Linked DNA regions of Homo sapiens: region 1 is linked to region 2. Evidence: read pairs that join two places in POLR2A ChIA-PET (ENCODE). Cell type or tissue: A673. All regions are shown on one strand. Links, peaks and the distances in the headings refer to the core of each region. The heading gives the core; the rest is flanking DNA.

Region 1 (4,991 bases), core at 328-4,327, 440 kb before region 2:
GTTATTGACCTGGCCTAGGAAATAGCTTTGTTCCTTTCCTTGGAGGGGATAAATCCACATGTGATAGATTATATGCCTTCAGAAATAATTACCTTACAGAGCACTATAATCTCCAATGTATAAGTTCATTGATAGGAGAAAAAATTCCGCCTTCTCAAGGTTATTTTATTTCTTACTGTATTGTGGGGTGAACGCTATTGCCCATTTCTCAATGGTGGGTTGGACTTGACTAGATTATAGAACAGAAAGTTTCTGAACAAACAGTGATAGTAGCTGACTTAATATTGCCTGCCATTTAGTAATTACTTAGTAGTTTCTAAGTGTAAAATGGCAAGAGTTACCATAAGTTGCACAATGTATTTAATATCTTGAGACATTATATCCATGGCCAGGCATTAAACCCAACTTTCTTCAAACCGATATGGAAAGAGAAAGGGGTGAAGTATAATAAAAATGTCTTTCTGTCTTGCCTTTAAAGACTTAACACATTAAGGGTTTTCCATAAGTCCACAATACTCAAACATGGTAAAATCTCTTTTAGGATTCATTATATCATCTCAGTCTTCATTTATTGGCAAGTTTTACTTAAAAGTATGTGTGCCCTTGATATTTCCTAATCAAGAAATAAATTTTGGTGATTTTAATCTAGCAATCTAATTTCCTATTGTTACCAGCAGTAACACCTCTTATCACATAAATATTGAGTGAATTCAGGGGAAAATTAGTGAAACATTCTAAAATCCTTGGAAGTTGCTCAAAACAGAGATGTATGTATTATCACTTGTAGAACTAAAACTATCTAGATACCATTTTGACACTAGTGACCAGAAGTTTCTAGGAGAAGCTCTTTGAGGTATATACATTCCTTCCTCCCTCCTTTACTTAAACAATTATCAGGTATCTTTTAAGAAACTACGTAATTTCAGGATTGGGCTAGATTACTTAGATTGGCTGGAAAGGCAGGTGAGACCAGCTGTGAACTTCAATAAATTTACAACTTTGTCCTGGACATAAGGTATAAACACAGCTAATGTGTGTTACGAATCTAACCAAGCCATGATTGACAAATATGGTCTAAACAAAGAGTAAGTAAACTAAAACCCATGGTCCAAATCCGGCCTGCTCTTGTTTGTATGAATATAGTCTTATTGGAACACAGCCACCTCATTTGTTTACTTATTGTCTATGGTTGCTTTTGCACTACACCACAGAGTTGAGTAGTTGCAGCAAAAACCACACGGCTTACAAAGCCTAAAATATTTACTATTGTGCCCTTTACAAAAAAGGCATGCTGACCTCTGGTCTAGACTTCACTGATGAAGGCAGCCTAAAGTTAAAGGTAAAAATGACAATTGCTGGTGACTTCCACATGGCTTTACATTAGGGTGTCAAGGAGACTGGATTTCCATCTTACTGCTATCACTTACTAGATGCAAGCCTTCGAGCAAATTTGACTTAGTTTATTTTAGCTTTGAAACACATGGCAATTAAAAAAAAAAACATGTAAGTATGTGTTTTGAGAGAACTCAATGAGAGTATTTGCTACACCAAAATAGGAATCAACATTTGTGACTATAACCATCAACAAACTATATGTCGTGGACAGGTCATATGAGCAGGGGATGAGGCTGAGGGCAGAAGTTACAATTGTTTAGAAAGCTATAGTAGATATTTGGGGATTTTAGTGTAAAAACAGCTTATGAGTGAACTAGTTAACTGGTAATCTTTTTCTCTTTCTCCTTCCTTCCTTCCTTCCTTCCTTCCTTCCTTCCTTCCTTCCTTCCTTCCTTCCTTCCTTCCTTCCTTCCTCCCTTTCATGGAGTCTGGCTCTGTCACCCAGGCTGGAGTACAGTGGTGCAATCTCAGCTCAATGAAACCTTGGCCTCCTGGGTTCGAGCGATTCTCCCTGCCTCAGCCTCTGGAGTAGCTGAGATTACAGGCGCCTGCCACCATGCCTGGCTAATTTTTGTATTTTTAGTAAAGACAGGGTTTTGCCAAGTTGGTCAGGCTGCTCTCGAACTCCTAAACTCAGGTGATCCGCCCACCTCAGCCTCCCAAAGTGTTGGGATTACAGGCGTGAGCCACTGGGCCTGGCAGAGAATCTTTTTCATGCAGAAAAATATTTCACACATATTCTAACAATTAAATATCAGTAGTTAAAAAAATCAGTAGGTAAGACAAATTCAGGAGGGAAAAGTTATTGTTCTGATAAAAACTAAATTATACCCACTATCCCTTTGAAGAAGGAAATTCCCTCTAATTTCATATTCCCCTCCTCCTTTGATTTGAAGATTCTGTTAAAAACGTTTCTAACAGCTATAGTGTATGACCCTAGAAACACATCATTTATCTAGGGAATAACATTCATTTTAATATCATTTCACCCAGGAAGCAAGTCTTAAACCCATATTTTCTGATCCACTTAGTTGATAATATTCTTCCAAAAAAATTTCTGGCTGGCAAAAGAAAGATAATTTAATTTAAAGAGATTAGATATATTGCTTGAAATGCAAGTCCCCCAGAATTTGACAGCAGAACAAGACCAGCGAACAGAAAACTCATCTTGCTGCCTTGCTAATACTGGCATCAGGGAATTTATAAGTTGGGCCGTCAGTATTTGCTCCATGGAGTAATGTCAATGTCATTGATTCTTAAAAGCTGACATTCATTAAAAGTACCCAATGTGGATATGTAGAAGGATTTTTGACAAATCAGCCAAGTGTCACCATTCTGTAAAGGATTATAGAATGATGCTTTGCGGCTTTGAGCTCTTTCTTTAAACTGAATGGATCTTGTCTTCATATAGCATGTGAAAGATTGGGTTTCATTGCCATTCCAAATGGGCTGATTTTGCTTTTTTCTTTTCCCATCAAAAGTTGGGGGAACTTGGGAAACAGGGGAGGGATAACTTTTACTATTTATTTACTATGAGCCAGGTGTGTAAGTTCATTCCATCTATCCATTTATCAAAATATTACATACATGTGTATCTACCTGTGCATGTAGATACACATGTATGTAATATTTTGAGTGTGATTGTTATATGAGTTAGGTGTTATAATTTATCCCCATTTTACAGATAAAGAAACTGAGGCTGAAAGAGGTCCAGTCATTTGCCCAAGTAGTAGAACATCAGTGAAGAGGAAGTCTATAAACACTTGGTAGAAGATTTGTCAGTGACAGAACAGTGTCATACACTATTAAATTGGTCAAGCTGCTCTTCCCACTTCCACCTTGGAAGGAGAATGAGAAATCCATTCATGCCTGTTGGCTCTTCCAACTTCATCCTCTCCTCAAAAGCCTTGGGCGGAAATACCATAGCAGTATTTATTATTTTGAAAGCAAGCACACGCCTGCCCCTGCCCCCAGTTGTGTTGTTAGATTGGAAACAGTGCCGCCTGTGGCTCTCTGTACCCTCCCCTCTCATTACAGCTCATCCTTGGAACACAATCATTTTCTGTGTTATCCAAAGGTGTCATTACAGGGTGCCTGCTATATAGTTAGTGCAGTGTCAGCATATTCGGTGTGGAACTCCCCCCACTCCTACCCCCGATCCTCCTAACCTGGAGGACATAACTAGGCCGTAAGAATTCCTTTGGGGCTACTCTACTGGGTAGAGACATAGTTATGTCTGGGGGAACTGTTTCTAGTGACTTATTGTCTATAGCTTTAGGTCAAATTTGAATAAATTCTCCCTTCAATTCCAGAGAAACAATAAACCCACAATTTGTGATGGAAAAGTCAAGTGGATTTGTGTAAAGGCTTTGAGGAGGTCAAGAAGAAGACAGGCCATAAAATGAAAAACTAGAATTAAAACTGTTTTATTTAAATTGGAATTTTTAAAATATCAGCCTGATACTAAAGATTAAATAAAATCAGCCTAAGTACCTTAGCTACAAACAGTCATCAAGTGCCAACTGCATGCTGGGAGCTCCTGGGAGATGCAGATGCTGAGAATCCTCGAAGGGCTCCAAAGTCCTCTGGAAAGGTCGATTTACCAAGGGTGTTGGACACAAGTGCAGAACCCATTGGCACGCCCCCTGTGCAATACACAGCCTCAGGAAAGTTGTAGATTAAAGAAATACTCAGGACAGGGGTGGGATTCCTTGGAGAGAACTTCCTAGAGGGCAGCATTTCTCTGGGGGAATGCTGAAGGTTGAGATAACTGTGAAGGACAGTGAAGGTATCTTCAGGTTCTCTGAGCTCCTTGGCTACAAGAACTTTGTGTTAGTCACCTGGGGTACCTTCTATACCTCAAAAATAGATTGTCTTAATACATGTTTGTGAACTTCATGTGGATTGAATTGAGCCAAGCCCCAAGGATGGCATCTAGTAAATTATCAGCAGAATTCTGCAAGGAAGGAAAGGGGTTGTGGTAGGGGTAGGGAGAGATGGAAGATATGGAGTTTGTGTGTGTGTGTGTAGGGTAGGGTATATTAAAGGCAGTGGTTCATAAGGTGACATGAGGCTCATTAAGTAGATGGAACCACTTGAGGGAAGTGCCATAAAGAGCCCCAGGGAACTCACATGCTAGTTGGGGGCTCAGGATGAGCAGGGTCCCATGAGGGTTCCTAACTCTGTGGATTGGAGTCCTTCAGACGAGGTTGTGCTCCTTGTGAATCAAGGCAGGTGGCGGTGGGGTGTCTGTGAAGAAGAAAGGGCTTGGGGCAGTTGACTAAGAAAATTGCTATATGACCAAGGAAATATCATCTTAAAAGAGGGATCATTTTTCCAGCTGCTATGTGTGTTCAACGAGGCAGATGCTAACCGAAATAGCAAGAGTTACTAATAATAGCTAATATTGACTGAGCATGTATAGGTCAGGTGCTGTGCCCAGCACTTTACATGGATTAACTAAATGATCATGCTAAAAATATTTGTGAGGTGCCTACTGTGTGTATCAGGCATCATTTAAAATACTGGATATTCACCAGTGAACAAAAACCATAAAACTTCTACCCTTACAGAGCTCTTAAAGTTATACTTCATAA
Region 2 (4,991 bases), core at 281-4,280:
CCAGGAGAAGAATCAAAGGAGAGTATGTATTTACTTTGGGCGATTTTCCCATTGTACTGGTTATATTGCCAAGAAGTTAAAAATAGTGGTGATAAGCAGTCTCTGAATTGGTCCCTCCTGAGGTGGCAAGGGTCAACTGAAAGTAGGATCATTCCTCCGGGGCCCTGAGACCTATCCCCCTTGAACTCTGTTTTGAGAGCCCCTGGTGGAGCATCTGTGGGCTGCTGTCCTGGGATCTGCATATACTACCTGAGTTTCCCTCCTGTCTTATCAATTCCTCAGACTTGTTCTTGGCCTCTGTTAAGCCAACCGATTTTAGATGGCCTCATCCTTTAAATATGCTATTTATAACCACTAATTTATGTTTTCATGATACTTCATGTAGCAGCTGGCCTTTGTGCCACCGTAAGAAAGGAATAATGAAATACGTGGTATTTATATGGGTGGCTATAGTGTTTGTCATTTCGTATATGGATTGCTATTGTAGGAAGCATGAAAAATTGCAAAGGGTATTTTTTTCTCTTAAAGATAAGCTCCAGTGTATTAAATATTCATCTGCTGTGTAAGGACACTATACCATTTTTTTTTGTTTCTTCATCCTTATTTTCTCATGGAAATATATTCAGATGTCTACAATATATATTGTTCTCATAAAATGCTTCTCACTGCAACTGGTCCCCTGAGCAAGACTTAACATCTTCATCAACAGCTGTTACAAAATATGCTAATGTGCATGCCCTTCAGCCTATAGGGTCACATCTAAATAACACCACTGAAGCACACTTGAGAACTTGAACCCTGGCAAGCCTTGACTTTGAGCTGCAGGGTGAGATGTTGAGGATCGGTGTCCCAAAGAACCTTTGCCCTTTTAAAGGCATCGTTCCTCTCCCCAGCTGCCTCATTTTCAAAGGCAACGTTTTGTGTCTTGCATTTTATTGTTTGGCTGAGCTGAAGATACAGGGAGGACAGATGACCCAGGCCTCTCTGCTAAAGATGTAGCCAGTAAAGCTAAGATTCCCAATGGGGGCCACCTCCAGGAGCAGTGGAGGAAAGTGAGCGATGTGTCATAGGTTATGGGGAGACTGCCCCTCTGCTGGGAATTATTAGTCAAGTAGGGCTAGCAGCTCTGCAGAAGTCCAGAAGTGGAGTGGGTGGGGACCAGTGAGTGTTAATACCCCACATCTGAGCAGTGTATTCTCCTTTAATAAATTTACTTCCGGATCCCTGCAGAGGGGTGGTTCTTAGGGTGTGGGCCTGGATTAGCAGAATCAGCATCACCTGGGTTCTTATTTGAAATGCAAATACAGACCTACTGAACTCTGGGGGTGGGGCCAACAGTCTGGCTTAGCAGGCTCTCCAGGTCATTGTGACACATGCCAGGGCTGAGAACCATTGCCCCAGAAGCACTTAGGCCTCTCATTGGGCTCTCCTGTTCCTAGCAAGATCACAAGGATGGCATAGCCCACCCACCGTGTGCCCCTGGATGGGTGTAGGGCTGTGGAGGACACCGGAGAAGCAAGAACTTGATTTCTGCCCTGAAAGCCAAGTGTGCCAGCTGCCCGTGGGGCAGGTCTGGTGTAGTTTTGATGATCAGAGTGAGTATGAGCCAGCATGTCGCCAAGTCCTGGAGCCTGGAAAGAGGGCGGGCTTAAATCAGACAATAGCAAATTCAAATCCTGCCTTTGCTAGTGACCAGCTGAACAATCTGACCAAATTGTGTAACCTAAGTCTTACTGTCGTCACCTGTAAAGTAAGGCGGTAACATCTACCAGAAACGACTATTGTGAGGAATGGAAAGTATGGTATCTAGAGGGTGCCCAGTAAACATTTGTTTTTAAAACGAAGAGTGAGGATATGAAACTGTAAAAGGATGTGTCTGTGCACTATCCAGCCCCAATTACGCTTCCATTTGCTTTCATTCAAGGTTGATCCAAATGGCTCTGCTTTACCTAACTAAGCATTAACAACCACTTCTCTTTTGACTGCTAGTGCTGGTATTGGTATATTGATATAATCATGGCTGTATATTTGGAGCACTTACAATGTGCCAGGATTGTGCTGAAAAATACACATATATGCTCTTTTTATATTTTCATAATGGTTTTATGAGAGAAGTATGGCAGGCAAAATAGCGAAGTCCATACCCCAATCCCTAGAGCCTGGCAATCTGTTACCTTGCATGGAAAGCGACCTTGCACATGCGATTCAGTTAGGACCTTGAGTTGGGAGATGATCCTGGATTAACTAGGCGAGCTCAGTGTAATTACAGGTCCTTATAAGAGGCGGGCAGGAGAGTCAGAGTGAAAGAAGGAGATTTAATGACAAAAGCACAGGACACACAAACAGGAAGAGAAAGATTTGAAGACGCTACACTGCTGGCTTTGAAAGTGGAAGAAAGGGCAAAGAGAATGCAGGTGGCCTGCAGAAAGTAGAAAACGCAAGAAAACAGATTTCTCCCTACAGCTTTCAGAAGAAATACAAGCCTGCCAACTCCTTGATTTGAAGACTTCTGACTTTCAGAACAGTTAGTAGATTTGTGTTGATTTAAGCCACTGCATTTATGGTAATTGATCACTGCAGCCACAGGAAACCAATACAGGAAGTCTTATGACTCAACCCACTTGACAAATGAGGAAACTGGGGATCAGCAAGGCACAGCAGCTCACCTTGGGTCACACAGCTAGGAGGCAGTGCAGAAGTAAACACACCCACATCCAATTCTAGTACACACGCTTAGAACTATTATGATGGACACGGTGCCTCTGGGAGTAGGTGTCCTGCAGAGTGAGGACTGCCTTCTGGGGGTTCTTTTCAATTTTACCATCCTGATAGGGTCAACAGAAAGGTCCACCCTGGGATGCTGCCCAAGGAACATCATACTTCCTGATGAAATCCAATGAATTTTTCTTCCCAGGTGCCCTGTACCAGGAATGTGAGCTGTTTCTTTTTTTTCTGAGGCCGTTTGTAAGGAAGACAGTTGCTGGGGGGTTTGAAGGAAAAACAGGAAGTGGCTTCAGCATCCAATGCAAATCAATCAACTGCTGGAAGAAGGGCCAAGAAAAGAAAGCTTTTTTTTTTTTTTTTTCATGAAAATGGAAAAACGAAACCAAGCCACAGACAACAATAAAGAAACATCAAGGCTAGAAAGGCTGGAGAAGGCCTCAGCATGGACTAGCTCCCTGCTGAAGCCGTGGTGTTTACGTCCCGTGTGAGGAGGAGGCAGAGAGGGGGTACCACTCTTCCTCTCACTTAACAAGGTTATCCTCTGCTGCCACAGAAGAGGAACCTGCAGAAGAGGAGGCAGAGCTGGCCACCAAGAGAGAAGCTGTAGGCAGAGGATACCAGGCAGAGAGGTATCATCGGGACCCCAAAGAGCCAAGCTCCAGATTGAAAGTATTTTTTAGCATCAACGTCAAGCCAGGGCCTTAAAAGACGCCAGACTTTTTTTTTTTTTTTCCAAGCTGTGTACAGGGCTGTAAGAGTGCAAGGCCCAGAATGGCAAGGGTTAAGGCGAAGGGAGGCTGGATTCCCCATTCAGTTCCACAGATGCCTGGCGTCTGCAGGGGACTTGGCATATGCTAGGGGATCCCTGGGGCCAGTCAGAGGAGTCAGGCCAGCCCTGCCTTCAGGAGTGTTCTTATGCTCTGGCAGGGGGAATACAGCAAGTTCCCAAGCTCCTTTAAGGTGAGATCCAGCAGGATGGAGGCACAGGAAGGTACAAAGAGTGGTGTGGCTTGGAGGGAGAAAGAAATCACATCAACTGAGTGGATAGAAATGAGTAATAATTGAGAGGTCACTCCAAGGCAGGTTCCAAGCTAGAAATGATCAGATGAGTGATCTCATTTAGGCTGTCAGAGACTTTGGGAGGTAAGCATTACACCCATGCAGCTTGGGCTCAGAGAGGTTAAACAACTTGCCCAAACACAGCTAGCACCTGCTAGAACTAGGACTGAATCTCGGTGTTTTGATTTCAAGCCCAGCATACTGTCCACCAGACTGAGCAGACTCCTGGTGAGGGGAACCATAAAACGCTTCATGTATCATTTAATGACAAGGAAAGATGTTCAAGAGAAATAGCTAAGTAGATAAGGCAGGTTATGTGATCTAGCGCTCATTAAGACACACGTTTTTATTTATCCTAAAAATATCAAGATTAATATATAATACAAGGGCCAGGCACAGTGGCTCACACCTGTAATCCCAGCACTTTGGGAGGCCGAGGTGGGCAGATAACTTGAGCTCAGGAGTTCGGGAACAGCCTGGCTAACATGGCGAAACCCTGTCTCTACTAATTACAAAATTACTATTTTGTAATTTTGTAAAAATACAAAAATTAGTTGGGCATGGTGGTGCATACCTGTAGTCTCACCTAGTAGGGAGGGTGAGGCAAGAGAATCGCTTGAACCCAGAAGGTGGAGGTTGCAGTGAGCCAAGATCACGCCACGGCACTCCAGCCTGGACAACAGAGCAAGACTCCGTCTCAAAATACATACACACACACACACACACACGCACGCACGCACGCGCGTGTATATATGTGTATATATGTAATGATTTACATATATATGTATATGTATGTATATATGTGTATATATGTATGTTTTTAATATATATTATATATATACATTACAAGTTTTCTACAGGAAACAACACTCAGCATATTCCTAAATACTAGTAGAACTCTGGGCTTTTACAACTGTTTGGTGGAGTTTTGTCTGAGCAAGTTTCCAGATGTTTTATAGGTGCCTGAAAAGGTAGGTGAACATCAGGGGATATCCCCAAGAGCAAATATACAGAAGCAAGAAATGTTAGAACCATCTTTGCATCTGTGTGAATGTGCAGGAAACATGCATTGAAGTGTGGCTGTAATACAGGGACTGTGTAGGAGAGTGGTGGGTGGGGTGGGACCACCTTGGAGGGTCCTGAATGCCACATTAAAAGATTTCGGTTCTACAGATTATGAAGGACCTAACCCAGAGGTGGTGGTTGAG

What was found. Peaks named below come from ENCODE experiments on the same cell type or tissue, not always from the same donor. Only the 100,000 strongest peaks of a DNase experiment are listed, where the experiment ranks them.
Region 1: POLR2A ChIA-PET joins it to region 2 with 11 read pairs; 1 of 35 experiments calls an interaction of 5 or more read pairs at or near these places.

The regions. Positions count from the first base shown.
Region 1 is chr15:61,604,058-61,609,048 of GRCh38, reverse strand. All of the region lies in intron 2 of LOC107984782 (a long non-coding RNA gene), which reads left to right. It overlaps LOC101928850 (a long non-coding RNA gene), which reads right to left. Exons shown (of 2, transcript NR_187928.1): 2 at 3,808-4,644. Among named protein-coding and RNA genes, the nearest start is that of LINC02349, 120 kb to the left of the region's middle. In A673, for the core only: no CTCF peak of the experiment used is centred there; a DNase peak (open chromatin) is centred at 1,858; H3K27ac peaks cover 993 bases.
Region 2 is chr15:61,167,738-61,172,728 of GRCh38, reverse strand. All of the region lies in intron 1 of RORA (RAR related orphan receptor A), which reads left to right. Among named protein-coding and RNA genes, the nearest start is that of RORA, 59 kb to the left of the region's middle. In A673, for the core only: a CTCF peak has its summit at 2,688; a DNase peak (open chromatin) is centred at 2,608; H3K27ac peaks cover 3,368 bases.